Linked DNA regions of Homo sapiens: region 1 is linked to region 2. The links are chromatin loops, found by intact Hi-C in ENCODE. Cell type or tissue: PC-3. All regions are shown on one strand. Links, peaks and the distances in the headings refer to the core of each region. The heading gives the core; the rest is flanking DNA.

Evidence for each region. A loop is a pair of places that touch in the nucleus more often than their neighbours do. Peaks named below come from ENCODE experiments on the same cell type or tissue, not always from the same donor. Only the 100,000 strongest peaks of a DNase experiment are listed, where the experiment ranks them.
Region 1: a loop joins it to region 2, with 4 times the contacts of the local background. A loop is called at or near these places in 1 of 110 quality-filtered maps.

The regions. Positions count from the first base shown.
Region 1 is chr1:198,470,477-198,486,880 of GRCh38, reverse strand. The region is part of intron 1 of LOC105371677 (a long non-coding RNA gene); the gene reads left to right. Among named protein-coding and RNA genes, the nearest start is that of ATP6V1G3, 62 kb to the left of the region's middle. In PC-3, for the core only: no CTCF peak of the experiment used is centred there; a DNase peak (open chromatin) is centred at 6,190; H3K27ac peaks cover 636 bases.
Region 2 is chr1:198,568,438-198,584,841 of GRCh38, reverse strand. No RefSeq gene overlaps it. Among named protein-coding and RNA genes, the nearest start is that of ATP6V1G3, 36 kb to the right of the region's middle. In PC-3, for the core only: no CTCF peak of the experiment used is centred there; DNase peaks (open chromatin) are centred at 7,141 and 8,551; H3K27ac peaks cover 2,470 bases.

The DNA.
Region 1 (16,404 bases), core at 2,685-10,684, 96 kb after region 2:
GAAATGTAGCCTGAAAATTAGCTGGAGATTAAGACTGGAGATAATATGAGTAGTTATTATTTTATAGCTCCTAGTATGTGTCGATGAATAAGTATTTGGTATAACTTAAGAGGAAAAAAGGCTATCGTACACTCTACCACACGGAACAAAGGCCAAGAAATGGGACACATCTGAGTCTGATGGCAGGAGAAAATGTAGAATCACTTTAGTACTTCTAGATGAATTGGTACCAATCATTTTGTATGCATGTGTGTCATTTAAGTTTTAAAAAATCATTAGTTTGCCCAAAGGTAAATCAATGTGATATTATAGAAGTTGGATGAAACAATACCAGGCACAAAACCAACAGACATCACTACAAAAGACAATCATTCCAGTACCAATAACAGCTAAACTTTATTGAGTGCTTACTCAATGCCAGGCATCGTACCAATTGATTTACATCCTCACAACAGATTTCTAATGTGAATACTTGTAATCGGTTTCCTATGGCTGCTGTAACAAATTCCCATAGATTGGGTTTATTTTCTCACAGTTCTGGAGACCAGTAGTCAGAAATCAGGATTCCAGCAGGGCTGGAGGCTCTATGGCAGAACCCTCCTTGCCTTTTCCAGCTTCCGGCAGTTGTTGGGATTCCATGGTGTCCTGGGTTTGTGGCCACGTGACTCCTACCTCTGCCTCTTGACTTCACATCAACTCCCCTCTCCTGTCCACATATTCTTCTCTTCCGCTTCTTATAAAGACATTTGTCATTGAATTTGGTATCCACCTAGAGAATCTGGGAGGATTTTACCTCGAGATCCTCAATTTAATTACATTACAAAGACCCTGTAACCAAATAAGATCACATTCATAGGTTCCAGAAATTACAACAAGGGAATACTCTTTGGAGGTTACCATTCAGCTCACTATAGTACTATAGTCATCTACATCATACAGAAAATAAACGGAAGCCTGGAGAGGCTTAGCAACTTACCTATGGTCACACAACTATAAAGTGAGGGTAGAGCCATAGTCAAGGGTAGGATGTGTAACTCTACTGTCCATGGTCTAAAACATTACGTTGTGGTATGATACACAGAGCACAGAAAGTGCAATACTGCAGAATAATAATCAGAATCACAGATCTAAAAGAAAGTGATTTAATAATGTGGAGAAAATGTCCCTTGACCAGAGCTAGCTAAGAGTTTCAGCAGTTTTTAAGTGAAGAGATACTGTCAACATAAGGATCACATAGCATGCATTTATTGTTTTTTTGTATATGTTAGTTGTTTGGTAAACTGCACAAATTTAATTTCACAATGTGGGATTCTAAACTAATCTTTTTTTGATGGTTATAAAAAGGATTTTTAACTTATTATATAAACATGTCCTTATTTTTTCTTTTATTTTCAGTTAACATCTAATAATGGTGCATATTTATGGGATACAGAGTGGTATTTCAATATGTGTGTGCAATGTGCAATGATCAAATCAGAGTAAGCATATCAATCACTTCAAACATGTATCATTTCTTTGTGTTGTAAACATTCAAAATCCTCTCTTCTAGCCTTTTGAAAATATACATTAACTCATCATTGATCATATTCTTTCACCCTACAGTCCTGCAGAATACTGGAGCTCATTCCTCCTATCTAACTATAATTTTGTATCTGTTAATCAACTTTTCCTCATCCTCCCCTTTCTCTCTCCTTCACATCCACTATTACCCACAATTCTACTGTTTCCATAAGCTCAATTTGTTTTTAGTTCCTACATGTGAGTGAGAATATATAGTGTTTATCTGTCTGTGCCTGACATATTTTGCTTAACATAATGTCCTCCAGATGTATTCATGTTGCCGTGAATGACAAGATTTCATTCTTTTTATGGTTGAAAAGTATTCCATTGTGTATAACATTTTATTTATTCACTCATCTGTTGATGGACTTTTAGGTTGATTTCATATCTTAGCTATTGTGAGTAGTGCTGCAATAAACACAGGGATGCAGGTATCCCTTTAATATACTGACTTCCTTTCCTTTGGAAAAATACCCAGTGGTGGAATGTCTGGATTATATGGTAGTTCTATTTTTAGTTTGAGAAACCCATACACTATTTTCCGTAAATGCTCTACTAATCTACATTCTCACCAACAGTGCATAAATGTTCTCTTTTCTCTACATCTTTTCCAGCATTTGTTATTTGTTTTGTTATTTTTGTAATAGCCATCCTAACTGGGGTAAGATAGTATCTCACTGTGGTTTTGATTTGCACTCTCTGATGATTAGTGATGTTGAGCATTTTTCCATATATTTGTTGGTTATTTGTATGTCTTCTTTTGAGAAATGTGTATTCAGATGCTTTGTCCACATTTTAATCATTTGGTTATTTGGTTTTCTGCTGTTGAGTTATTTGAGTTCCTTGTATATTCTAGATATTAATACCTTGATGGATGGATAGTTTGCAAATATTTTTCCCATTAAACAAGTTGTCTCTTCACTCTGTTGATTGTTTCCTTTGCTGTGCAGAAGATTTTTAGTTTAATATAGTCTCTTTTGTCTATTTTTGTTGCATATGTTTTGGAAGTCTTAGCTGTAGAATCTTTATCTAGACTAATATCTTGGAGTGTTTTTCAGCATTTTTTCCAGTACTTTTATCATTTCAGTACTTACATTTATGTCATTAATCGATTTTGAGTCGATTTTTGTAGATGGTGAAAGATAGGGATCTAGTTTCATTGTTGTGCATACTGATATCCAATCTTCCCAGCTCCATTTGATTGTCTTTACATTCATCACTCCATTAAAAGATCAGTCCCTGAAATATGTGGGCCTCATCATGTATTTTACAACTCATGTATAATTTTAGTCAAGAATCTAGTCCACAGAATAGGAAAATCTGCAAAGGAATACTTTTTAAAGAATGGTGCCTTGACAATATGAATCCATGTCTAAATAAATCAAGTGGGATAACTATACATTTGCTGGAGTTTTGCTGGTGCCTTATTACATTATACAGTATTACATCACAAGGTGGGTGTGTGTGGGTGTGTGTGTGTGTGTGTGTGTGTTCTGTCCTCCAATTAGGTAGTAAGATGAAAGCCAACTTCAATATCTGGTATGTATCATAGTGCCTTGCCTATAAAATGGGGCAAATAAACATTTTGTGGGAGACTGATTTCTTGGCCTATTAGACATGTGCTTAATATGGGGCACATGGATTTTAAATGAAATAAGAGGTAGGATCTCTGTCTACCTACAGTTTATAGTGTAGTTGACCTCTCCTTTTTTTTTTGTGCTTTTCAAAATCCATATTCTTTCAAGTGCAATGTTCCAGGAGCTGAACTGCCCACAGACAAACTGCAGTAAACTTTTCCACGTCCTAATTTAATTTTTCAAGAAATTTTGTAGTGTGTCTTATAATTAAATTTCATACCATTACTAGAAAGTAATGAATCCAATTAAATTTTAAAGTTCTAATGATCTAATTTATAGTTGATTAATCTTGTAAGATTAATCTGTATTAATATCTTTTCACTTTGTAGGTACAATTCACCTTACATTTCCTAAATCGTGAGTTTTCTCTTATCTTCTTGGTGAAACTATTAGGTAGTAGACTTTGGCTTTTTATGTTTCAGTACCAGTTCAGTAATTCTTATTTACACAAAGTCAAGCAACTTCCTTTTACACAAGATGACAGTCATATTATTTAGTTAGTATTACAGTTGCTTTTGCTTTATGACTTTTATTGTCCTTCATTTTACAGTAGTAAAGATAATTCAAGTCATATGGATTTCCTTAAGAAATGCTAACATTGGCTGTGATTACAAGACCCAAACTTCATTACTGCAAAATTCCAGTAAATATGACATTGAAATATTAATGATAATTAGTATAACACTTATAGGACACTGTCACATGCAGAATTCTATGCCAACTTGTTAGTTTATATTTGGGGAAATTCCATTCTTCCTTGTCAATGGTGTCCAAGATTCACTTATAGAAATCTATGCTGACTTTTTCTCATGGTAAATGTACTATCATCTGTGGCTCTATTTTTATATCATCTACATGCTGATTTATCTCCTATTTTCCCTCATTGTTAAATCATACGGGCTATTCTTTTCCAGAATCAACATGCCAGGGAGATCTTTTTTGACCACCCCATCTAATGTATCTCCTATCCCTAACCACCATCTTTTTAAATATTATTTCATTATGTAAAATTATCTCAGTCACATCTCTGCTTATTTGCACTGCCTGATTTCATCTCCACTATTACTGTTATTCTCAAAGTATAAAACAGTGCCAGGCACATAGTAGGTTCTCAAAAAATACTTGTTGGATAAATTAATGGATGATTGAATCTAAGCTTTCATGTGCAATGAAAGACTTGTGTTGAATTCAGGCTAATAGTAGAAAGAATCTGCTCTTTGTCAAATATGGAAAAGATATATAAGGGTCAGGGAGGGCTTTAAGGAAATCTCAAATTACACTATAGGCTTGATTTTTGTTTCTGGCAGAATTTTTTCTATATGTCAAATCTTTCACTAGAAATATTTAGATCCTTTTAATATTTCAAAAGGTAGTAATGTCAATTTTAATATTCAAAGAGAATAATTTTCCAATAAGAATACATAGAAGTGACACAGTTAGTTGTAAGAGGCATCACATTATGACTTCAAATTCCTAATGAGAATTTTGATGCTTATGGCTAGTCAAAATCAATTTAGAAATAAATGTATCATCTAGCCTGACACAAACTGCTGGAATCAAATAAAGGCCCTTCTCATCCACTTACAGCTCCTTTGCCAATCTATTTGTTGTTATCTGACAGTTGGACATGAACAATAGCTCTATCCATATTGTTGTTAATGGTGTAACTACTAAAAATATTTAGCCTGTGTTTACCCATGTGCTTTATTTACCCTATAAGTGCAGGAACCATGCCCATCTTCTTTACAGTTTTATTCTCTGCAACTACCACAATCTCTAATACATAAAAGTTCCTCTTTCTATTGCGCAAAGGAATGGTCAAGAAACAATTGCCCTTTATCTGCTTTGTACAGGGCCCATGTTTGATTCTAGGAAAGCAAAGTATATAAGAAAGAGAGCTTAGTGTCTAGGGTGGATCCAGCAGTAAAAGCAATCACTAAGTAGTACATATAGAAAGTATAGCCCTAGAGATATTCCCAGTGTGACAGAACAGATAAGGAGCATTTAAACTATCCTGGTCAGGAGGTAGGTGGGAGACAAGTGTCTATGTCCACTATTTAAAAATACGTGCTAGTAGACTTTAGATGTCACTTACACTTACCCAAAATACAGCTAAGATGTAGCTACATGAACTGGTGAAAAAATGCAGCTTTCTTATCCTTTAAAATCCCATGAATATAGCTTTCTTGCCTTCTGAAATTTCCTGAGAAGGACAGTATAATATTTATCTGTAATATAAGTAGTGTTTTGTGGAAGGATGATGGACACAGAATGTCTATCATTTTTCATCTTCCCTTTTCATTTATCCTTTTAATAAATATTTTTGAGCTTATATGCCAGGTAAGCATGTGAAGAACTGAGCCAGGTGCTGCTCGGGGCACTGGTGATAACTTCATCCCTGAGCTCCTGAAGCTTATGTTCTAGTTGAGGGAAGCTGAACAAATGTATGTAATTTCAGCTAGTGATAAGAACTACGAAGGCTAGGAAATAGAAAAGTATAGGTAAGAGGTTGGAAGGTGCTACTTTAGCTAGAGCAATAAGGAAAGAAGCCTCCAAAGAGGGGAGTCTGGATCTACAGCCTAAGTGGTGGAATGATTCAGCAGGTGAAAACCTGGGTAAGAGGAAGTGCAAAGTTCCTCAGTCAGGAACAAGAGTGCTATGATTAAGTGATAGAAATAGGATGTGTATGGCTGTAACAGAGAGAGACAGGGACAGCGGTGGGTAGGTAGGGGGTGGGAGAGAGAATGGTGAAAAAGTGGGCAAAGACTAGATCTATTTTTTAATCCCAAATTCAGCAATGTATTACAACCATCTTATATGTCAGCACTCTGATCCCGAGCATCTGGGCTAGTATTTAATAAATATTTGATGAATGATGTCTAGATAAATAAATCAATGAATAGATGAGTGAGTAAGCAGGTGAATGGGTGAATAAATGAAAGACATATACTGAGTAGCCATGTACTTGCTTCATTCCACAGCTGAAACTTATCTGGCCATATGCCCAGCCAGCTTCCTTAGGGTACCCACTTACTACCTATCCAAAAATTGTTTCTGTCACTAAGGAGGACAGAAGCCAAGTGAAACATGGCAAGGCACTTAGACAAACAAGCATCTCTTTACCTTGCTCCTACCAAAGTGCTCTCCCTGTTTGCTTTACAACACCAAGGTTTTGTCACAAAAAGAAGGAATGTGAACATTATGTAAAAATAAAAATTTGCAATAATTTAATCCCTTCTATTTGTATAATTATTTATAATTTACCAAGTATTTTACTTATATGTCTTTAGATGACACAGATAACCCTGATATATAGTAATTTTTATGCTATCTTACAGGTGGAGAAACACTTCCTTACAGAGATCACATGCAAAGAAGCTTAACTACAGCCCAGTTGTCTGGATTCCACTTTTGGTATTCTTCTTAGTATGGGGCATTCCACGGGACAGGTGCCACTTTGCTTAGGGAGGTACTTATGAGCACCTTCCATCAGGGGGAATAATTGCTTCACTACAAGAGCTACTCTTTCTACAAGAGTCCAAGTTAATCAAAGTAGTGGCAATAAAACTCAACATTCCTACCTTGGAATAGTTTTTCTTGCTTTTAACCTCCCTCCTTCAGAGAAGAGATGGTTATTGGCTAATATACTTTGTATGCACCCATTTCAGCAGGTTACTGTCTTAAATGCAATGAATACAATGAAAGGAAAAGAAAATTGGCTGCTGGGAACACATTGAGGCTGTTGTCTTAATTTGCATGTATGTTTATAAAAAGTATTGAACTGTATTATGAAAAAAACTACACATGATAGTGAGTTAAGATGTTGGAAAAGCTTCAGAGACCAAAAAAGAAAAGCTAAAGGTATTTAATTTGGTCATATCAACATGACTGTGTCATTTATATCAGGCACTTACCCATAGGCCCTATAGAAACAAGCATGAGTATTATTAAAAGCATTCATAGACCTCCAGTAAACTTTATTTGGTTTTAACTCTAAACCCTAAGTATGTTTTTTTCATAGTTGATTCTTCTTCTAATAACATTCATTAACCAGAATTTATGGTATTTATTTTGGCTAATATTTACTGAGCTCTTGCCATATGACAGGCACTGTGTAAACACTTTAATTGATATCTAATTTAATCTTCACCACGATCTTTGAAGTAGAAATCATTGATATTCTTATTTTGTAGATTAGGGAATCAAGGCACAAAAAGGTTAATCAACTCACCCAGGTTACACTACATGAAACAGGGATAGCGAGGACCAGTACTCAAGCAATCGCCAGATCACAACTTTAAATCTTTCATGATCACTCTAACTTCAGCCCTGAATGTGCAGAGATAAGAACAGTTAGCGAGTGAACTTACAGATTATACTTATAAAATGATTATTTTTAGGTTCATGGTCCTTCCATACAGGTTATACTGTAGTATGGAATACTATGCTGCCATAAAAAAGAATAAGATCATGTCTTTTGCAGGGACATGAATGGAGCTGGAGGCCATTATTCTTAGCAAACTAATGTCAGAACAGAAAGCCAAATACTGCATGTTCTCACTTATAGGTGGGAGCTAAATGATAAGAATACATAGGCACATAGAGGGGAACAACACACACTGGAGCCTATCCGAGAGTGGAGGGTGGGAGAAGGAAAAGAATCAAGAAAAATAACTAATGGGAACTAGGCTTAATACCTGAGTGATTAAATAATCTGGACAACAACCCCACATGACACAAGTTTACCTATGTAACAAACCTGTACATGTACCCCCAAAGTTAAAATAAAAGTTATCAAAAAAGTGACCTAATGATATCTTATTTTCAAAATACCCACTCTCTGTTCTACATTCAATTCACAAGGTATTTTAGAGACTAGACTATTGTCCTCTTACATAGAGCTAATAATTCACTAAAGTTTCCTTGAATCTGTTTACTTGGCTTGAGTTCTTTTTTAAAATTTAATTTTGTAAAAAATTTCTGTGCATACATAGTAGTCATACATATTTAAGGGGTAACTGACATATTTTGATACAGGAATACAATGCATAATAATCACATCAGGGTAAATGGAGTATCCATCATCTCAAGCATTTATCCTTTCTCTTTGTTACAAACATTCCAATTATGCTCTATATTTTAAAATGCACGTTGGTTTACTGTTGACTGTAGTCACCCTGTTGTGTTATCAAATACTAAAGTTTATTCATCCTATTTAACTATATTTTTGTACCTGTTAATCACCCCCACTTCCCACCCCCAACCACTACCCTTCCCAGCCTCTGATCACCTTCTTTCTACTCTCTATATGCATGAGTTCAATTATTTTAAAATTTACTCCCATAAATGACTGAGAACATGCAAAATTTGTCTTTCTGTGCCTAGCTTATTTCACTTAACATAATGTCCTCCAGTTCCAACCATGTTGTTGCAAATGACAGGATCTCATTCTTTTTATGGCTGAATAAGTACTCCCTTGTGTATATGTACCACATTTTCTTTATCCACTTTATCCACGTTTCTGTCAATGAACATGTAGGTTGCTTCCAAATCTTGGCTAGTGCGAATGGTGCTGCAATAAACATGGGAGTGCAGATATCTCTTCCACATACTGATTTATTTCCTTTGGATAAATATCCAGTAGTGGAATTGCTAGAACATGTAATAGTTCTATCTTCAGATTTTTGAAGAAACTCCATACAGTTCTCCATAGTGGTTGTACTAATTTACATTCCACCAACAATGTATGAGGGTTCCCTTTTCTCCACGTCAGCCCCATTATTCATTATTGCTTATCCTTTTGATAAAAGCCATTTTTACTGGGATGAAATGATATCTCATTGTACTTTTGATTTTCATTTCTCTGATGATCAGTAATGTTGAGCTCTTTTCCATATGCCTGTTTTCTGTTTGAATGTTTTCTTTTGAGATGTGTTTATTATGATTTTTTGCCCATTATTTAATAAGATTATTTGATTTTTTTCCTGTAGACTTGTTTGAGCTCCTTGTATATTCCAGGTAAGAATCCCTTGTCAGGATGGAGGAATATTTACCAAGCAAATGGAAAGCAAAAAAAAGCAAGAGTTGCAATCCTAATCTCTGAAAAAACAAACTTTAAACTAACAAAGATCAAAAGAGACAAAGAAGGGCATTACATAATGGTAAAGGGATCAATGCAACAAGAAGAGCTAACTATCCTAAATAAATATGCACCCAACACAGGAGCACCCAGATTCATAAAGCAAGTTCTTAGAAACCTACAAAGAGACTTAGACTCCCATACAATAATAGTGGGAGACTTTAACACCCCATTGTCAATATTAGACAGATCAATCAGACAGAAAATTAACAAGGATATTCAGGACGTGAACTCAGTTCTGGACCAAGCAGACCTAATAGACATCTACAGAATTCTCCACCCCAAATGAACAGAATATACATTCTTCTCAGCACCAAATCACACTTATTCTAAAATTGACCACATAATTGAAGGTAAAACACTCCTCAGAAAATGCAAAAAAAAATAAAAATAAAAAAAAAAACAAAAAAAAACACAGAAATTATAACAAACAGTCTCTCAGACCACAGTGTAATCAAACTAGAACTCAGGATTAAGAAACTCACTCAAAACTGCACAACTACATGGAAACTGAACAACCTGCTCCTGAATGACCACTGGGTAAATAATGAAATGAAGGCAGAAATAAAGATGTTCTTTGAAACTAATGAGAACAAAGACACAACATACCAGAATCTCTGGGACACATTTAAAGCAGGTGTGTAGATGGAAATTTATAGCACTGAATGCCCACAAGAGAAAGCAGGGAAGATCTGAAATTGACACCCTAACATCACAATTAAAAGAACTAGAGAAGCAACGGCAAACAAATTCAAAAGCCAGCAGAAGACAAGAAATAAATAAGAACAGAGCAGAACTAAAGGAGACAAAGACACTTAAAACCCTTCAAAAAAAATCAATGAATCCAGGAACTGGCTTTTTGAAAAGATCAACAAAATAGACCTCTAGCCAGACTAATAAAGAAGAAAAGAGAGAAGAATCAAATAGATGCAACAAAAAATGCTAAAGGGGTTATCACCACCGATCTCGCAGAAATACAAACTACCATCAGAGAATACTATAAACACCTAAATCTACAATAAATGGATAAATTCCTGGACATATACACCCTCCCAAGACTAAACTAGAAAGAAGTCAAATCCCTGAATAGACCAATAACAAGTTCTGAATTGGCAGCAATTAATAGCTTACCAACCAAAAAAATCCAGGACCAGATGGATTCACAGCCAAATTCTACCAGAGGTACAAAGAGGAGCTGGTACCATTCCTTCTGAAACTATTCCAATCAAAAGAAAAGGAGGGAATCCTCCCTAACTCATTTCATGAGGCCAGCATCATCCTAATACCAAAACCTGGCAGGACACAACAAAAAAAGAAAATTTCAGGCCAATATCCCTGAAGAACACTGATGCAAAAATCCTTAATAAAATACAGGCAAATTGAATCCCAGCAGCACATCAAAAAGCTTATCCACCACGATCAAGTCAGCTTCATCCCTGGCATGCAAGGCTGCTTCAACAAACACAAACCAATAAACGTAAACATTATATAAACAAAACCAATGACAAAAACCACATAATTATCTCAAGAGAGGCAGAAAACCTTTCAACAAAATTCAACAACCCTTCATGCTAAAAACTCTCAATAAACTAGGTATCAATGGAACATATCTCAAAATAATAAGAGCTATTTATGACAAACCCACAGTCAATATCATACTGAATGGGCAAAAACCGGAAGCATTCCCTTTATAAACCAGCACAAGACAAGAATGCCCTCTCTCACCACTCCTGTTCAATATAGTATTGGAAGTTCTGTCCAGGACAATCAGGCAAAAGGAAGAAATGAAGGGTATTCAAATAGGGAGAGAGGAAGGCAAATTGTCTCTGTTTGCAGATGACATGATTGTATCTTTAGAAAACCCCATCATCTCAGCCCAACATCTCCTTAAGCTGATAACCAACTTCAGCAAAGTCTCAGGATATAAAATCAGTGTGCAAAAATCACAAGCATTCCTATACACCAATAACAGACAAACAGAGAGCCAAATCATGAGTGAACTCCCATTCACAATTGCTACTAAGAGAATAAAATACCTAGGAATACAACTTACAAGGGATGTGAAGGAACTCTTCAAGGAGAACTACAAACCACTGCTCAAGGAAATAAGATAGGATACAAACAAATAGAAAAACAACCCATGTTCATGGATAGGAAGAATCAATATTGTGAAAATGGCCATACTGCCCAAAGTAATTTATAGATTCAATGCTATCCCCATCAAGCTACCATTGACTTTCTTCACAGAATTGGAAAAAACTACTTTAAACTTTGTATGTAACCAAAAAAGAGCCCACATAGTCAAGACAATCCTAAGCAAAAAGAACAAAGCTGGTGGCATCACACTACCTGACTTCAAACTATACTACAAGGCTACAGTAACCAAAACAGCATGGTACTGGTAACAAAACAGAGATACAGACCAATGGAACAGAATAGAGGCCTCAGAAATAACACCACACATCTACAACCATCTGATCTTTGACAAACCTGACACAAGCAGGCAATGGGGAAAACATTCCCTATTTAATAAATAGTGTTAGGAAAACTGGCTAGCCATATGCAGAAAACTGAAACTGGACCCCTTCCTTACACCTTATACAAAAAATCAACTTAAGATGGATTAAAGACTTAAACCTAAGACCTAAAACCATAAAAATCCTAGAAGAAAAACCTAGGCAGTACCATTCAGGACATAGGCATGGGCGAAGACTTCATGTCTAAAACACCAAAAGCAATGGCAACAAAAGCCAAAATTGACAAATGGGATCTAATTAAACTAAAGAGCTTCTGCACAGCAAAAGAAACTACCATCAGAGTGAACAGACAACCTACAGAATGGGAGAAAATTTTTGCAATCTATCCATCTGACAAAGGGCTAATATCCAGAGTCTACAAAGAACTTAAACAAATTTACAAGAAAAAAACAACCCCATCAAAAAGTGGGCAAAGGTTATGAACAGACACTTCTCAAAAGAAGACATTTATGCAGCCAACAGACACATGAACAAATGCTCATCATCACTTGTCATTAGAGAAATGCAAATCAAAACCACAGTGATATACCATCTCACACCAGTTAGAATGCCGATCATTAAAAAGTCAGGAAACAATGACTTTTTTCCTGGAGAGGATGTGGAGAAATAGGAACACTTTTACACTGTTGGTGGGAGTGTAAATTAGTTCAACCATTGTGGAAGACAGTGTGGTGATTCCTCAATTATCTAGAGGTAGAAATACCACTTGACACAGCAATCCCATTACTGGGTATATACCCAAAGGATTATGAATCATTCTAGTATGAAGACACATGCACACTGCACACGTATGTTTATTGCGGCACTATTCACAATAGCAAAGACTTAAAACCAACACAAATGTCCACCAATAATAGACTGGAAGAAAATGTGGCACATATACACCATGGAATACTACACAGCCATAAGAAAGGATGAGTTCTTGTCCTTTGCAGGGACATGGATAAAGCTGGAAACCATCATTCTCAGCAAACTATCACAAGAACAGAAAACCAAACACCGCATGTTCTCATTCATAAATGGGAGTTGAACAATGAGAACACATGGACACAGGAGGGGAACATCACACACTGGGGCCTGTCAGGAGGTGGGGGGCCAGGGGAGGAATAGCATTAGGAGAAAAACCTAATGTAGGTAACGGGTTGATGGGTGTAGCAAACCACCATGGCACGTGTATACCTATGTAACAAAACTGCACATTCTGCACATGTACCCCAGAACTTAAAGTGTAATAGTAAGTAAAAGAATTCCTTGTCAGATGGATAGACTGTAAATATTTTCTCCCATTCTGTGGGTTGTTTCTTCACTTAGTTGATCGTTTCCTTCGCAGTGCAAAAGCTTTTTAACTTGATGTGATCCCATTTGTGAATTCTGGCTTTGATAACCTATTCTTGTGGAGTATTACTCAAGAAACCTTTGCCCAGACCAGTATCCTGGAGAGATTCCTCAATGTTTTCTAAAATTTAAATATTGTGGAGGTCTTAGATTTACTCTTAGTTTGAGGTCTTAGTTTAAGGTCTTAGATTTAAGTCTTTATTTCCTTTTGATTTTATTTTGTTGGCACTCCATTGTATGTTATTTGTTTCTTTTCTATTGCTACTGTTGGGATACTTTCTTTATCCTTGACGTTTGGGAGTTTGATTATTAAATGTCTTGAGGTACAGTCTTATTTAGGTTAAATATGTTTGATGTTCTATAAACCTTGTATTTGAATATTGATATATTTCTCTAGGTTTGGGAAGTTCTCTGTTATTATCCTTTCGAATAAACTTTCTACCCCAATCTATCTCTCCACTTCCTCTTTATGGCCAATAACTGTTAGATTTGCCCTTTTGAGGCTATTTTCTACATCTTGTAGGCAGCCTTCATTCTTTTTTATTCCTTTTTCTTTTTGTCACTTCTGACTGTGCATTTTCAAATAGCCTACCTTCAAGCTCACTAATTCTTTCTTTTTCTTGGCCAATTCTGCTGTTAAGCAATTCTGATGTGTTATTCAGTATGTCAGTTGCATTTTTCAACTTCAGAATTTCTGCCTGATTCTTTTTAATTAGTTCAATTTCTTTGTTAAATTTCTCTGGTAAGATTCTGAATTCTTTGTCTGTTATCTTAAGATTCATTGAATTTCCTCAAAACAACTATTTTAAATTATCTGTCTGAAAGGTCACATATCCTTGTCTCTCCAGGATTGGTCAATGGTGCCTTATTTAGTTCATTTGGTGAGGTCATGTTTTCCTGGATAGTCTTGATATTTGTGGGTGTTTGTCAATGTCTGGGCATTGAAGGGTTAGGTATTTATTTTTGTCTTTGCAATCTGGGCTCGTTTGTACCCATCTTTTTTGGGAAGACTTTCTAGGTATTAGAAGGGACTCGAGTGTTGTGATCTAAGTTTTTGGTCTCTGCAGCCATATCTGCATTAGGGGGCATCCCAAACCCAGAAACACTGTGGCTCTTGAAGACTTGTTGAAGTACTGCCTTGGTTGTCTTGGCTAAGATCTGGGAGAATTACCTGGAATACCAGGCAGAGACTCTTGTTCTCTTCCCTTACTTTCTCCCACCAAACATCAGTTCCCTCTGTGTGCTGAGCTGCCTGGAGCTGGGGGATGGCTCACCAAGCACCCCTGTGGCCATCGCCACTGAAACTGCACTGGGCAGGCCAGAAGTCAGCAAAGTACTGGATCTCATCCAAGGTCCATAGCAACTACTGACTGGCTACTGCTCACATTTGCTTAAAGCCCTAGGGCTCTACAATCAGCAGGCAGTGAAGCCAGCCAGGCTTGTGTTCTTCCCTTTAGGGTGACAAGTTCCTCCTGGTTCCAGGCAGGTCCATAGATGCTGTACAGCAGCCAGGGTCTGGAGTCAGAAACTTTAGAAATCTACCTGGTGCTCTATTCTACTGAGGCTGAGTTGGCACCGAAGCCACAGGAAAAAGTCGGTTGCAACCTTCTTTTCCCTTTTCACAAGCAGAGGTATCTCTTTCTGTGGCCACCCCTGCCCCAAGCCCATGGTGAGTACTGCCTGGAAACCATCGATGTTCATTCAAGGTCCAAGGGTTCTTCAGTCAGCTTGTTGTGAATGCTGCCAGACATGGGACTCACTTTTCCGAGCAGTGGTTCTCCTCTGGCCCAGGACAGGTCCAGAAATGCCATCCAAGAGCCAAGGCCTAGAATCAGGGACCTGAAGAGCCTGCCATGCACTCTACCCCACTGTAGCCAAGCTAGTACCTGAGTTGATTCTTGGTTCTTATGAAGGTGCTTTTTTGTGTGGATAGTTGTTCAGCTTGGTAGTCCTGTGGGGAAGACAATTGGTGCAGGCTTCTAGTCAGCCATCTTGCACTGCCTCCTCCTGTTTATATCACTTAATTCAGCTGTTTTAAAAACAGTGGCTCTTTCTGCAGCTGCTTTCAGGTGGGCTAAAAACAATCGAATTTTATTTTTTTAATTGACAAGTAATAATTGTAGATAGTCCTAAGATATTTTGTGATGTTTTGAACTATATGATGTATAATAATCAGATTAAGGTAATTAGCACATTTCAGCTCTTATTTTACCCATGATAAATTCTTCATTTACAAGGATGAATATTCCACAAATTCTCTTATCAGAGAGTTGGCCTACAACATAAGGTTATTTTTGTTTTTGTAAGAAAGAATGACCACCATCATAATTGACAAACCATACTCTTGTTTATTTTCTCCTCTCTCACCAATAATTGAGTTTCAGTAATAAATAATAAATGTGATTTATATAACTAATTTGTACAGAGCATCAACAAAATATCTTAAAGATCAGGCACATTTATAAAAGAAACTAGCACTTACTTGGAACTTTTTCTCTACCTGTCACCAGTCTAAGAACTTTACATAACGCACTTTCCAATTTCATTTTGAAACTAGCCTGTCAGGTAGATATTATTATTCCCATTCTGCAGAAAAGAAAACTGGAATGTTCTCACAGTAAGAAAAAAAAATATCATTCAAACTCATGTCTTTCTAACACTGAAACTTATATTCATTCCTCTTCACTGGAAGGCTAAACATCTGTAGAAGAAATAATGAGAAGATGACTCTGAATGATATTTGTATGATGAAGGAAAGAAGTGTTTCCACAATAAGTAAAAATACTGGATATTATGAGGGAATGTGAGAGAATAAAGTATAAAATTGATGTCAGAAGAGTACTGGAGATCATCCAAATTATAGTAATTTTCATTATTTTGTAACAAATGGAAGATGAAGAGAACCTGAGGCAAGGCAGTGCAAATATAGGGAAGAGAGAAGGAGAAAGAGTCAGGAGATGTGCATGGCATAGATCAATGTAGAGACAACTGCGTTAAAAAGTGCCACATACGGAGCAACCAATAAGCACTGGTTAACTTGCTTTCCCACTCGGAGTGCAACAGTTTTTACTGAAATTATCGGTTGGATCCTGATATTGAGTTCAGGGCACTTTCTAAAAAGTGTACCTGGGCATTAGTTTTTGTTGTTTGCTAAATTTGGAAATTTTAAAGCAGTTTTGTATAGAGCAACTTAATT
Region 2 (16,404 bases), core at 5,056-13,055:
GGAGAGGACTAGGAAAAATAACTAATAGGCACTAAGCTTCATACCTGGATAATGAAATAATCTGTACAACAAACCCCCACAATACAAGTTTACCTAATTAACAAGCCATGATTTCTAAAAACAGTGACAACAAAACTGGAAAATAAGTGTTGGCAAGATTGTGGAGCAACTGGAATATTTGTGAACTGTTTGTGAAAATGTTAAATAGTGTAGGCTCTGTGGAAAACAGTATGGTAGTTCTCTAAAAATTTAATAACAGAATTACCATATTACCCAGTAATTCCACTTCTTGGTATACACCCAAAAGAATTGAAGAGTCTCAAAGAGATAGCCATGTTCATGGCAGCATTATTTAAACAGCGCCTCTACCTGGCCGCTCCGTCTGGGAAGTGAGAAGCGCCTCTGCCCGGCGCCCCCATCTGGGAAGCGAGGAGCGCCCCTGCCTGGCCACCCTGTCTGGGAAGTGAGGAGCGTCTCTGCCCAGCCACCCCACCTGGTAGGTGAGGGGCGCCTCTGCCTGGCCGCCCCGTCTGGGAGGTGAGGGGCGCCTCTGCCAGGCCGCTCCGTCTGGGAGGTGGGGGGCGCCTCTGCCCGGCCGCTCCGTCTGGGAGGTGGGGAGCGCTTCCGCCCGGCCGCCCCGTCTGGGAGGTGGGGAGCACCTCTGCCAGGCCGCCCCGTCTGGTAAGTGTACCCAACAGCTCCGAAAAGACAGCGACCATCGAGAACGGGCCATGATGACGATGGCGGTTTTGTCGAAAAGAAAAGGAGGAAAAGTGGGGAAAAGAGAGAGATCAGATTGTTACTGTGTCTGTGTAGAAAGATGTAGACATAGGAGACTCCATTTTGTTCTGTACTAAGAAAAATTATTCTGCCTTGGGATGCTGTTAATCTATAAACTTACCCCCAACCCCCTGCTCTCTGAAACATGTGCTGTGTCAACTCAGGGTTAAATGGATTAAGGGCCGTGCAAGATGTGCTTTGTTAAACAGATGCTTGAAGGCAGCATGCTCCTTAAGAGTCATCACTACTCCCTAATCTCAAGTACCCAGGAACACAAACACTGCTGAAGGCCGCGGGGACCTCTGCCTAGGAAAACCAGAGACCTTTGTTCACGTGTTTATCTGCTGACCTTCTCTCCACTATTATCCTATGACCCTGCCACATCCCCCTCTCTGAGAAACACCCAATAATGATCAATAAATACTAAATAAATAAATAAATAAATAAATAAATAAAAATAAAAATAAAAAATAAAAAAATAAAAATACTGTATTATTCCACTTACATGAAGTACTTAGAGTAGTCAAGATCATAGAGACAGAAAGTAGAATGGTAGTTGCTAGGGCTGGGAGGAGAGGGAATGGGAATTTATTGTCCAACGGCATAGAGTTTTGCAAAGAGTTCTGGAGGTGAGAGGTGGTGATGGTTGCACAATAGTGTGAATGTGCATAATGCCATTGAATTGTTTACTTTAAAATGGTGAAACTACTTTGTATAACATTATAATGGTGTATATAAGTCATTATACATCTGTCCAAACCCATAGACTGTATAACACCAAGAGTGAATCTGAATATTAACTCTGGGCAAGATGGCAGATAGGAGGCAGGACTAACCTGCAGCTCCTACTCGGACGGACAGAGCAGCGTGTGGAGACTCACACCATAAATTTTTGATCCAAGAGTGACCACAGGAACACACCAGGAAAGCCAAGAGAATCCACGGACGCTTTGTAGGAAATGGATCACCCCTTCAGGCTCCCTGAGATGCCAAAAACCTGCCAGTTTACTTGCTTTCTCAATGGGGAGGCTCATGGTCTGTGTCAAGTTCTTAGCTCTGGTCACCAACTTCCTGGAAATAGACTCAGTGCTGTTGGGAGTGAGACTGGCCTTTAGGACTGCAGGCTGCATGGGAGCAGGGTGAGGTCCGTGACTGCCAGCTTTCCCCCACTTACCTAGTTACCTGCATGACTCAGCAGAGGCAGCCATAATCCCTCTGGGAATATAACTCCATTGGACTGGGAACCACACCTCCATGCCCCACAGCAGCCAAAGCAAGCATTGCCTAAGGAGAGGCTGAGCTCAAACACACCTAACCCTGCCCCCATCTGTTGGTCTTTTTCTACTCACCCTGGTAGCCAAAGACAAAGGTCATAATCTCTTGGGAGCTCTATGGCCCTATCCATGGCCTGAGAAACCTGAATACTTAACCAGGTTTCCCTAGGGCAAGTTTACATCTTCCCTATAGGTGGCCAGATGATGCACTGTTTTTTTTTTTTCTTTCTTTTTTTTTTTTTTTTTGAGACAGAGTCTTGCTCTGTCGCCCAGGCTGGAGTGCAGTGGCACAATCTCGGCTCACTGCAAGCTCCGCCTCCCGGGTTCACACCATTCTCCTGCCTCAGCCTCCCAAGTAGCGTATAGGTGCACACCACCACGCTCAGGTAGTTTTTGTATTTTTAGTAGAGACGGGGTTTCACTGTGTTAGCCAGGATGGTCTCAATCTCCTGACCTCATGATCCGCCCGCCTCGGCCTCCCAAAATGCTGGGATTACAGACGTGAGCCACCACGCCCGGCTGCTGAGGCACTCTTGAAAGTGCCACCTCCTGGCTAGAGGCCAACTAATACAAAACCAGCGCACTAAACATTTTACACAACCATGGATCCTCACAGAGTCCACTTCACTTCCCTGTTACCTCTACCAGAGCAGGTGCTGGTATCTACGGCTATAAGACCTGAAGACGGATCACATCACAAGACTATTTGTAGACACTCCCCAGTACCAGCCCAGAGCCCAGCTGCTCTGCTGGGTGGCTAGACCCAGAAGAGCAAAAACAATCACTACAGTTTGGCTCTCAGGAAGCCCCATTTCTAGGCGAAGCGGGAGAACACCACAACAAGGGAACCCTGTGAGACAAAAGAATCTAAACAGCAGCATTTGAATCCCAGACTCTAACAGTCTACCCAAATGAGAAGGGACCAGAAAAGAAATTCTGGTTATATGACAAAACAAGGTTCTTCAACATCCCCAAAAGATCATACCAGCTCACCAGCAATGGATCCAGATCAAGACAAAAATCTCCGAATTACCAGAAAAAGAATTCAGAAAGTCAAGTATTAAGCTAAACAAAGAGGCACCAGAGAAAGGTGAAGTTCAACTTAAAGAAATCAAAAACTATGTTAAACATCCAAACCTAAGAATAATTAGTGTTCCCAAGGAAGAAGAGAAATCTAAAAGTGTGGAAAACATATGTGAGGGAATAATTGAGGGAAACTTCCCCAGCCTTGCTAGAGATCTAGACATCCAAATAAAAGAAGCCCAAAGAACACCTGGGAAATTCATCACAAAAAGGTCATTGTCTAGGTACAGAGTCATCAGGTTATCTAAAGTCAAGACAAAGGAAGGAATCTTAAGAGCTGTGAGGCAGAAGCATGAGGTAACTTATAAAGGAAAACATATCAGATTAATAGCAGATTTATCAGTAGAAACCCTACAAGCTAGAAGAGATTGGGGTCCTATTTTTAGCTTCCTTAAACAAAACAATTATAAGCCAAGAATTTTGTATCCATTGAAACTAAGTTTCATAAATAAAGGAAAGATACAGTCTTTTCCAGACAAACAAATGATGAGAGAATTCACCACTACCAAGCCAGCACTGCAAGAACTGCTAAAAGGAGCTCTAAATCTTGAAACAAATTCTTGAAATACACCAAAATAGAACCGCCTTAAAGCATAAATCTCATAAGACCAATATAACAATAACACAATACAAAAAAACCCAAGGTATTCAGACAACAATGTATAGGATAGTACCTCACATTGCAATACTAGTATTGAATATAAATGGCCTAAATGCTCCACTTAAAAGATACAGAATGGCTGGGTGCGGTGGCTCACACCTGTAATCCCAGCACTTTGGGAGGCCAAGGCAGGCGGATCACCAGGTCAGGGATCGAGACCATCCTGGCCAACATGGTGAAACCCTGTCTCTACTAAAAATAAAAAAAAAAATTGGCCAGGCGTGGTGGCAGGCACCTGTAGTCCCAGCTACTTGGGAGGCTGAGGCAGGAAAATGGCATGAACCCAGGAGGTGGAGCTTGCACTGAGCCGAGATTGCCCCACTGCACTCCAGCCTGGGTGACAGAGCGAGTCTCCATCTCAAAAAAAAAATATCTATATCTATATCTATATATACACACACACACACACATATATATATACAGAATGGTAGAATGGGTAAGAATTCACCAATCGAGTTTCTGCTGTCTTCAGGAGACTCATCTAACATATAAGAACTCACATGAACTTAAAGTAAAGGGGTAGAAAAAGATATTTCATGCAAATAAACACCAAAAACAATCAGGAGTAGCTATTCTTATATCAGACAAAACAAACTTTAAAGCAACAGCAGTTAAAAAAGACAGAGAGGGGCTGGGTGCAGTGGCTCATGCCTGTAATCCCAGCACTTCGGGAGGCCAAGGCTGGCGGATCACCTGAAGTCAGGAGTTCAAGACCAGCCTGGCCAACATGGTGAAACCCTGTCTCTACTAAAAATACAAAAATTAGCTGGGCATGGTGGTGGGTGCCTGTAATCCCAGATACTCAGGAGGCTGAGGCAGGAGAATTGCTTGAACCCAGCTGGCGGAGGTTGCAGTGAGCTGAGATCACACCGCTGCACTCCAGCCTAGGGGACAGAGCAAGACTCTGTCTCAAAAAAAAAAAAAAAAAAAAAAAGCAATTTTTAACAATATTAACACTGGGCTCTGGGTGATAATGATGTGTCAATGTAGGTTTATCATTTGTAACAAATATATTGGTCTGGGAAATCTCCATACCTCCTGTACAATTTTGCTATGAATCTAAACCGGCTCTAAAAATAAAGTCTATAAAAATAATTTTTAAAAATAGAAAAAAGGTTAATATAATAAACTTTATGTTATGCATATTTTATCTGAATAAAAAAATGGGAAAAAATTATCCCCAAAAAAGAAAACTTTAGGTCCACATAGTTTTGCTGGTAAATTCTATGAAATGTTTAAGGAAAAATTCATACCAATTCTAAAAAAACTAGTCCAAATAATTGAAGAAATTATTCCTCACTTTCTATTAGATACAAAATCTGGAAAAAGACGTTAAAAAAAAAGAAAAGAACAGAGCAATATCCTTCATGAAAATAGATACAAAAATATTAAATAAAATTTAGCAAATTGAATCCAAATCAAGTTTTGTCCCAGAAATGCAAGATTTGTTTAACATTTAAAAATTGATAAATGTAATTTATCATGGTAAAAAACTAAAAAAGAAAATCTATTATGATCTTCTCGGTTGATACAGAGGGAAGCATCTGACAAAATCCAACATTTATTCCTGATAAAACTCTCAGCACACTAGGAATAGAAGGGAATTTCCTTAACCTAATAATCATCACCTATGGAAATTCTATGGCTAATATTATTTTCAGTAGTGAAAACTGAATGCTTTCCCCTTAAAAAGGGGAATGAGATAATGATGTCTACTTTTATCTCTTCCTTTCAACATTGTGCAAGATATTTTAGCTACTAAGCCAAGAGTAGTTATACAAAACACATCCTGATTGGTAAGAGAAAAGTACAATTGTCTTTATCTGATGGCAGTGTGATCACTTCTGTAAAAACTTCAATGAACAATAAGCTAATAAAAAAAGCTAAGTGAGTTAGCAAGGCTGCAGAATAAAAGATCAATATAAAAATTCAATTGTATTTCTAACTGTTCCCAATGAACGTTACAAATTGAAATTTTTAAAACTATGAAAATACCGTCAATTAATACCAACTACTTACATATGAGTCTGACAAAAGATGCTCAAGCCATGCAAACTGAAAACTGTAAAATATTACTGAGAAAAATTAAAGAAAACCTAAATAAGTACAGAACTGTTTCTGTTCATGGATGAGGAGACTCAATATTTTGTAATGCAGATATGCTGCAAATTAATATATAGATTCAATGTATTCCCAGTCAAAATTTCATCAAGCTTTTATGTACAAATTGATAAGCTGATTCTAAAATTTGCTGGAAATTTAAGGGACCTAGAAAAGCCAAAGCAATTTTATAAAAGAAAAACAAAGAGGATTAGCTCTACCTAACTTCGAGACTAAGGTTAAAGTAATAAAGACAGTGTGGTATTGGTATTAAGATAGACAAATAGGCTGGGCGCGGTGGCTCACTCCTGTAATCCCAGCATTTTGGGAGGCCGAGGCTGGCAGATCACAAGGTCAGGAGATCGAGACCATCCTGGCTAACACGGTGAAACCTGTCTCTACTAAAAAAAAAAAAAAAAAAATACAAAAAATTAGCCAGGTGTGGTGATGGGTGCCTGTAGTCCCAGCTTCTTGGGAGGCTGAGGCAGGAGAATGGTGTGAACCTGGGAGGCGGAGCTTGTAGTGAGCCGAGATCGCGCCACTGCACTCCAGCCTGGGCAACAGAGCAAGACTCCATCAAAAAAAAAAAAAAATAGACAAATAGATCAATGGACCAAACCAGAGTCCAGAAACAGGCCCATACATATAGAGACAACTGATTTTTTGGCAACAGTGAAAAGGCAATTCAGTGGAGAAAAGATAGTCTTTTGACAAATGGTGCTAGAACAATTGGATAATGGCATGCAAAATATAAACTTTGGTTCGCACCTCACATCATATACAAAAATTAGCTAAAAATTGATCCTAGACCTAAATGCAAAACCAAAAGCATTAACACTTGTAAAACACATAGAAATTTTTTGTGACTTTGCATTAAACAAAGATTTAATTGATATGAAACTGAAAGAATAATCCATTAAAAGTTAATAAATTGTATTTTATAAAAATTAAAATGTGTGACCTTTAAAAGTTACTGTTAAAAAATGCAAAGATAAATCACAGACTGGGAGAAAATATTTGCAAATAATATCTGTAATAAGGCAATTGTTACAGATATTATTTGTATTATTTGAGAGTTCTTCAGATAATATAAAGAACTCTCAAAACTTAAGAGTAAGAAAAAAATTCAATTGTTAAAATGGAAAAATTATTTGAAGAGACACATCACAAAAGAATACAAGTGTATGGCCAAGAGGCACATGAACAGATGCTCAAATGTATTAGTCATTGGGTAAATGAAAATTAAAACCGCAAGATTACAGTACATTCCTATTAGAACAGCTAAAATTAAAAATGCTGGCCATACCAAGTGTTGCCAAGGATGTGGAGCACTAGAATTCTCAGACAATGAGGATGGAAATGTAAAATGGTGCAGTCACTTTGCAAAACTGTTTGCCATCATTTAAAAGTTGTAAAAGTATATGTATTATATACCTAGCAAGTCCACTCCTAGTTATTTACCCAATAAAAATAAAAGAATATGTCCAAACAAAGACACAAAAAATTTGTAGCAGGATTGTTTTCAATAATCCCAAAATGGAAACAACCCAATATGTCCATCAACAGGTTACACCGCATGTTCTCACTCATAGGTGGGAATTGAACAACGAGAACACTTGGACAAAGGAAGGGGAACATCACACACCGGGGCCTGTTGTGGGGTGGGGGGAAGGGGGAGGGATAGCATTAGGAGATATACCTAATGTAAATGACGAGTTAGTGGGCACAGCACACCAACATGGCACATATATACATATGTAACAAACCTGCACGTTATGCACATGTACCCTAGAACTTAAAGTATTATATATATATATAAATATATATATAAAAACAGGTTAATGGATAAATTTTAGTATATCCATATAATGAAATACTACTCAGCAGTAAATAAGAACAAAGTGTTGTTACATACAGCTACATGAATAAATCTCAGAATAATTAAGCTGAGTGAATGAAGATAGATAAAAAGGCTAAACGATATGATTCCATTAATTATAAAACTCCAGAAGATGCAAATTTCCCTGTAACAGAAAGCAGATCAGTAATTGCCTCTGGGCAAATGAAATGAGGGCAAGTAAGAAGGAATGAGAAGGGTATTCAGGAAACGTTTGCAGAAAATTGATGTGTTTACTATCTTGAAAGTGTAAAGGTTTTATAGAGATACATATATGTATATATGCCAAAACTTATGAAATTGAACACTTTAAATATATGCAGTTTATATTACATCAATTTGCCTCAATAAAATCGATTCTAGAAAGAGAGTTATATGGAATTCAGGCTGTAGCTAGACAGAAAGATTTTGTAGCTACCATCCTAGTGGTGATAGCTTAGGAGTTCCTGCAAATAAATTCAAGGTGCCACAATTCTTCTAATATATGCAGAATTTGAGTGCCCTAGGTTATTTATAGTCAACTGCTGGGGATTGAATCCCAGCTATATTAAGTTGGAAAGTGTGGCTCTTTGGCAAGTTTTCTTATCCAGCTTCATGGAGTTGTTGTGAGGATTTAATAGATCAAATAGTAAGTGCTCAATAAATGTTACGAGCACATGTTATAAAATGGTTTATTATTATGTCAATATTTGAAGGAGGAGTTTCATTGCTTTGGTCAGCTACTTAAAGTCTATGACTCAGAAAGTCAGCAACTTCTCTGATAATTGAAGCTATGGAAGAGAATGAGTGACTCAAAGACAGAGTGAAAGGTAGAGGAAATAAATGAGAACAGAACCTTGGGGGAATGTCTGAGCTTAAGAGGAAAGAGATGGAAGAGGAACTAGATAAGAAAACTGAGAAGTGATACAAAGGTGGGAGGAAAGTAGGAAATGGTGGGGTCACAGAGTATAAGAGGAAATATTTTCAAGAAAAGAAAAATTCTCAAATGCTGCAGCCATGAAAAAGAAGCTCAAACATAAGAAAAGGCCATTGGATTTGGCAATAATGAATTCATGTTGTCCTTTGAGACAGCAATTTCATCAGAGGGATGGGGAAGCAAGACACATGGTATGGGGCTATGAATTAGTGGTTAGGCAGTGTAGCAATTAACGCACACCACTTTTCAAGAAACTTAGAGATGCATAGAAGAAGAACAATAAGATTATTAGCTCCAGGCAGGGCTAAGAGGGTATTTCCAGTGTTAGGGAGTACCTGAGCATGTTTTCAGGCCTAGGTGAGGGGACAGAAAAACTTAAAAAAGACTAAGTGAACTCTTTCAAAGCCAAGTTTTGAAAGAAATAAAAGAGGATAGGAAATAAAACACAGATGGAAGTCTTAGAAAATACCAAAGACCTTATGTTTTAAGAAAGCTGGAATGAAAAATATAAAAAACAAGAAAAGGAAGAGGGAGGACAAGAGAAGGAAAGTTGAGAATCCTGGTATCCTATGGCTGCAACTACACTAAAGTAAGCACCATAGTCATAATCAGAAAGAGAACTAGACTGGCACTGATGACATCAGAAGAATGAGAACCAATTTGAATTATCAAGAGTTAGATATTATCACATAAGTGACGTGCTATATGTATGTTGGTTGAAGAATTTAAAGATATAAAGTATATTGCAACCTCACATACCTGACAACATATTATCACTGACTCAAATTTATTTCATTTATAATAAATAATTATCCTAATGCCAAGAGCTACAAGCAATCAATGACCAAATGCACAACCATGAAATAAGGAATGTGACCATTAGATACATTGGTAAAAAGATAATACCTCTTGGTTCTAGTTCCAATTCTGTCACATGGCCTCGGATTTGATGCTTTGCCTCACTAAGCCCCAGCATTCATCGTACAGGTCCATTGAGGTCTAACATGGTAAAAATCAAATATACTTATAAATGTACTTTATTTGCTTGTAGATTGAATGACTGGCATGTTATTTTATCTCTAGAGATGATATTATCCTTGGCTTAATGAGGCTTGCAAAGTTGTTTTTCTTTTAATCCAAGACAAAATATGCTATTCCCATCAGTAGATGAGAATAAATGATTGAGAAAGCTCAAAGTCAACGGCCAATCCTCTATACCTTGGGAGCTCAAACTAGTAGAGTCCTGCAGTCACTCTTAATTTCCAGCATATGAAGCTGACAAAGTCATTTGACTGACTTCTTATGCCTCCTCTGTCACAGAGGCAGCCACTGCCCCTCTGATATTATGTAGGTCACTCTAAACACTATGCAGAGTTTTATTTTAGAAATAAAATTTCATGCTATGTAACTACACGATATATTCCAGGGAGCCTGACTGCACATCAAGGAAAAGGGGTGCTTTGTTTCAGAAGGACTAGAATATAGCAGATAAGTATGAAGTTTCTGGAATCAGAACACCTGAGTTTTAATTCTGACCTCACTGCCTACTAAGTACAGCATAATCCCTCTAAGCCTCCTTTTCTCATCAGTAATATAGCACTGTTAAAATTTTAGTGTGCATATGCATAGAATATGCTTATGATAACATCTGACACATAGTAAGCAGTGAATGTTAATCTTTATAGAAATATGCTGAATTTGGGGTATTTTTTTATCAGTGAAGATCTCTTCTGTTTGGATAATTATATATTATATTTACAGCCTGAATAAAAATTAGTTTTAATCTCCTTGAAAAAGCCATGCTTTCCAAACAAGGGGCAGAAGGAAATCCTCTATATTTTTCCTGGTCTTGTCTTTTTAAATCCATGAGGCTCTAGAAGGCAAAGAAGTAACTAATGATCTGTAGCAGGCAGCCCAGCCTGTGTGGCATTTTGCTATAATAATTTATTGTTCACAGCAACAATAACAACAACAACTCACCACCAAATTCTGGAGAGTAGATTAGGGCTCTTCTATCACTTGAATGTTTAAATAAGAAATAATCACAAAAAGGAAGAGGGTTAGAGGATATATATTCATCTTTGTTTATAAAATTGATGAGAAAGGTTATTTTTAAAGAGAAACTTAACTTTATTAGTCAATTTTAGATTCTGAAGAAAAAATCTTCATGATAAAATCAAAATCCTAACTGATTTTTAAAAACTGAACAAAAACATGTCAGTATCTTGAATACGGTTTACATATATGCATTCCCATTTATTGGCCAAGTGACAAAAACTTCCATCAATCAGTTCAACAAGCATTTATTGAATGTCTACTGTGTGCTAATCATTTTTCCAGAATTAATGATATAAACATATATCATTATATAATGGCTAACAACTAGAAAGAGAGCCACAACTAAAATGCTGTTAATAAATACTAAAACTAGTACAAACTGATTCTAAGGGAACACAGAGAAGAGATATCTAGCTCAGTCTGAGAATCTGAGGTCATGTCAACAGGGTTGAAACAGGGTCCTGAAAGGCTGTTAGGAGTTAGCCTGAGACGCATGGTGGGGGAGAGTGTTCCAGAGAGAGGAGCAGCATGTGCAAAATCACAGAGGTGAGAGAAGCAAAAGTGGTTTGGTATGTCTAGATAATTGGTTCTCAAGGGGGGAGGAATTAGGAGAAGCAAAAAGAGATCATGAGTTTCTTTTTTTTTTTTTTCAAACTACATGTGTCCTCCCCGTTTTCCCATTTTTATATGGTCCCACAAAGGGCCATTGTAATGAAATGAAGGTTTGTGTCTCTCTGAACTTCATATGCTGAACCCCTAACCCTCAGTGTGGTGGCATTTGTATTTGGGGCCTTTGGTTTGCATCAGGTCATGAGAGTGGGGTCCCCATGATGGGATTAGTAAGAGGAAGTAAGGCCTGAGCTCGCTCTCTTACTCTGCCATGTGAGAACATAATAAGAACGTGGCTGTCCGCCAGCCAGAAAGAAAGCCTTCACCAGACATTGAATCTGCCAGCAACTTGATCTTAGACTTCCCAGCCTCTAGAACTGTGAGAAGTAAGTGTCTGTTGTTTAAGCCACCCATTATATGGTATTTTGTTATAGCAGCCCAAGAAGACTAAGACAGCCATTTAATAGGGGACATTTGAAAAATCTTCTAAAGTTAATCTGATCAACCTTGCCCTAAACTTTTCCTCCACCTCCCTCCCACCCACCTACTCCTCTCCACCCCGTAGGGACCAATGGTCAAGGCATCGCTTGATATTGAGGTGCGTTAGTATAGAGGCTAAAGTAGGCAGAAGACTGCTTTAGAAATCAATATGCCAAGCTGAATAGCTTAGAGTTTAAGTTGAAACAATAGAATAATTAAGCCAGAATGTAAAATAATAATAATAATAAATGTGCATGTTAGAAGATGATTCTGTCATAATTATAAAGTAAGGGTTAGCAAACTTTCTGTAAATGGCCAAGTAGTATTTTAGCTTTTGCAGGGCATACCAGTCTGTGTTGCAACTGCAGCTAGAACTAGAGCTTTTGCAGGCCATACCAGTCTGTGTTAACTCTGCAGCTCGAGCACGAAAGCAGCCATAGATAGCATGTGAATTAAGGGATATAAGTGTATTCTAAGAAAACTTTACTTACAAAAGCTGTCAGTTGTAATAAGCAGAATTTGAACCTGCTATAGAGAATGAACTGGAGAAGATAAGACTAAGCTAGAGTCAGATATTCCAATAACATAGTTAGTGTAATTGACCAAGTAAGAAATGAAGAGGATTGAAGGGAGTCATTCGCAGAGGAGATAGAAAAGGGAATAGAATTTAAATATATACAAGAGGTAGAAACCATAGATCTTACGACCAATTGAATACAAAAGGAAATGATAATGGAAGTCCAAAGCATGGACATGACTTGAATGGACAGTGTACATGTGATAGACCCCAATGAATAATGGCAAACCTTGTGGACACAGAGCTGTCGCTGAAGAGAATATAGTATATGAGAAAGCTCTGCTCTCTGGCCACAAACCACAGCCTTGGCCAAAGTGGTCATCCAGGAGCAGCTACATAATTTCCAGGACCCACTGCCAAATGAACATGCAGGACCCCCCCGCCCCCTGTTGCTCAAAATGATTAAGAATTTCAAGACAATGAAAGTAAAGCATTAAACCAAGCATAGGGCATTTCTAGGTGCTGGACCTTGTGTGACTGCACAAATCACATGACCCTGAATCTGACCCTGCTCCATCTCCAGCTCATGTACTAGCTTTAGTATGTCTATAATAAGGAACCTTTTTCTTAGAGTCCAAACTTCTTAATTTACCTCCACAGCCCATTTTTTTGTAGTCTCCAAATCTGCTACATAGACACAACAGCTGTATTTCAGTAGTGATTTCAGCTTAAAGGAGGTTTTCTTTTTTTTCCTTATCCTAACTCACATTTAAGATTATAGCAGAATGGCAATATGCATTGTCCATGACTGAGAATGAATTTTGGAGGTGAGTTTTTCTCTGCATCATTTGACAAGTGCATTTTGGGAGTTTCTTTGAAAATGAATGCAAACACCGAAGTTTCAGACAGCAAACTGTGCTCCAAGGCTGGTGTTTCTTTAGAGATCTGTGGATGTCCTAGAAGATCAAACCTACCAGGAATCTTGGAGAATATCCTGCAGTCAGTGAAGAAGACTTTCTCTGACCAGAAGTCCGGAAACATATGCTGTCTGTGCAGTTCAGCCACCATTATTTTGTGCCTTTAATCAACTCAACATTTTGTAGTACATCTTCCTCACTGATGACACATGAGACCTGGATCTTCAAGATCTGAAATTTAAGGCCAGGCACAGTGGCTCACGCCTGTAATCCAAGCACTTTGGGAGGCTGAGGCTGGTGGATCACTTGAGGTCAGAAGTTCGAGACCAGCCTGGCCAACATAGTGAAACCCCATCTCTACTAAAACAAAAAAAAAGAATACAAAAATTAGTCGGGTATGGTGACATGCACCTGTAGTCCCAGCTACTCAGGAGGCTGAAGCATGAGAATCGCTTGAACCTGGGAGGCAGAGGTTGCAGTGAGCCAAGATCGCGCCACTACACTCCAACTTGGGTGACAGAGAGAGACTGTCTCAGGAAGAAAAAAAAAATCTGAAGTTCACTTTTTGTATTATGTTTGTTGCCATTACATAAAGCTTCTAAGGATCTATCGTGACTAGATGTTGGATAATTTATACGCAAAACAAAGAGCAAATGAAAATAAAACTGTCACCCTAGCCAATTTCAGTGTTTATACATATATACTCCATTTATAATCAATTACCTCCTTTTGTACCAAAATATATTATTTTCTATTCAGAGAAGGGTGAGGCTAGCTACCCACATGCTAAAAATCTGATAGAGAGGCCACATATACAGAGTTGCTGGATAAAAAACACAGAATGCTAAGTATTTGCAAATATTTCCAACATATGTATACTTTAAAATGTGTTGTTTATTTGAGATTCAAGAAGTGTATGCCCTGTATTTTTATTTGCTAAATCTAGGAAACCTATACCTATGCTGAGTGGGAAACCAAGCCATATGGCTTCTAAAGTCCCCTCTAGCCCTGAAATACTCAATTGTGATATGATTTTTACCATTTCCAGTAAACTAAACTAAGACCAAACAGTAGAATTTGAAGGAGGGAAGATAGTGACTCAATAGAAGAAATCTGTTTATCAAGCAAAGCTATCAATTGTGGACCCAAGCACAATCCATTTGATCAGAACCCCATCCACAGACCACAGTATTCGCTAATATAGAGGCTAGACCAATGGTCTACAAAGTGCGGAATGCCTTCCCACAGGAAATACTCATGGCAACCCATTGAAGTGAAGGAAGCAAAAATGAGAACATGTAATTTTTTTTAAAAAGAAGGAAGTACTTTGCTATAAATTAATAGAGAAATTGAGCCTGGTCCTCTGTCAGGAGGTAAAGATATTCGGAAGGACCTGTGACAGTTTCACAACACAAGGGTTCAACAGAGAAATGCATATATTCATTTTCTGCACTATTAAAACAGATGAATAAAAATATTTTTCATTTCTGAGCTTTGTTTTGCCACATAGGATGCAGTACCTTTAAAAAACTTTAAAGCATCATTTTCTAAACTTAAATTTTACCGTGAAATTTCTGCAGGGTGTGAACTAATTTTTAAAAATATAAAACTGTAAAATCTTCCAGTTATTATGCAGCAATACCCGATGGACATCGGAAGTGCCAGGAATTTAATGGAAACATTTAAACAAAAACTTTTGCATAGTTGGTAGATAAAATATACCATGATTTAATAAGCACAGATAATAATATATTTCTTCTTTTGGATATATATATATTAATGTAGCTTACATGTTTGAGTTATGACAATAATTAAAACTAAGTATCAGAATTGTTTTATGATATAAATTTTTAACAATAATGAAATATATTCTTAATAATTTTCTCATAAGAAAATATTCTTACATATCAATAAAAAAACATTTTTGATATTTTACTTTACATAAAAATATTTCAGGGAAATTGAAATGTTTTGAATCATTCATAAATGAAATGAAACATATTATAAATTATATTTGTTTAATATTTGCCTTATCCTTTAATCTCCAATTTTGTAAATATTTTATATTTGATTACATTTAAAATTTATATAATTTATAAACCAATAACATTCAGAAATCAGAGGTGAAGGTATGAAAATTTCTACTGATTGTTGTGTACTAAAATGCATATTCAGTGGCCTGCACAACTATCTATTGGAGGCACTGAGAACATACCTAAATCGGTTGAAGACTTATTCTAAATAAGCTCTATGACTTGTCATTGTGTTTTTGTTTGTTTTTTTTTTTTACCATCCTAAGTTTATTATTTGCAGCAATTCTACATTATTCCAGGTAAAACTACTCTTTCTTTTGGAGGAGTCGTAACTCTCCTGTTTTTGTAAATAAAGTTTAATTTGGAAACCCAGGCCAGAACTATTCTTAAATTGCTTTTTTGCTTCAAAATTTAGTGGGAGATGAGCACCACTGTTAATATCTAATTTAATAACTTCTACTATAGATTAAACCTATTTCCTCTTATTAAACATTGATAAAATACATATGACTCTGAACTTGAATATGATTGCTAGATCCTTATCTGTAAAACATAATTTTGTCATTTATAATTTGATTTTAAAAAATGTTATCTATTCTTTCTCTCCTTTTTGTTAACTTGTCTACTTTTTGTATTAGTGCATTTGTGGAGCAATCAGTTTTTTAAATAATCATTTTATTTTGTACTTTGGAAAAAGGAGTTAGCCAATACATTTAGAAAATATTAGATGTAGGAAAAAATAGAAAGTGGATAACTTAGAGTTGCTTAAAATTGCTGTGAATCCCATCAAAAAGCTTATCCACCATGACCAAGTAACTTTTTTTTTTTTTTTTTGAGTCAGACTTTTGCTCTTTCGCCCAGGCTGGAGTGAAGTGCTGTGATCTTGGCTCACTGCAAACTCCACCTGCTGGGTTCAAGCGATTCTCCTGTCTCAGCCTCCTGAGCAGCTGAGATTATGGTGCTCGCCACCATGCCCAGCTAATTTTTTTTGTGTGTGTGTATTTTTTAGTAGAGACAGGGTTTCAACATGTTGGCCAGGCTGGTCTTGAACTCCTAACCTCAGGTGATCCACCCGCCTC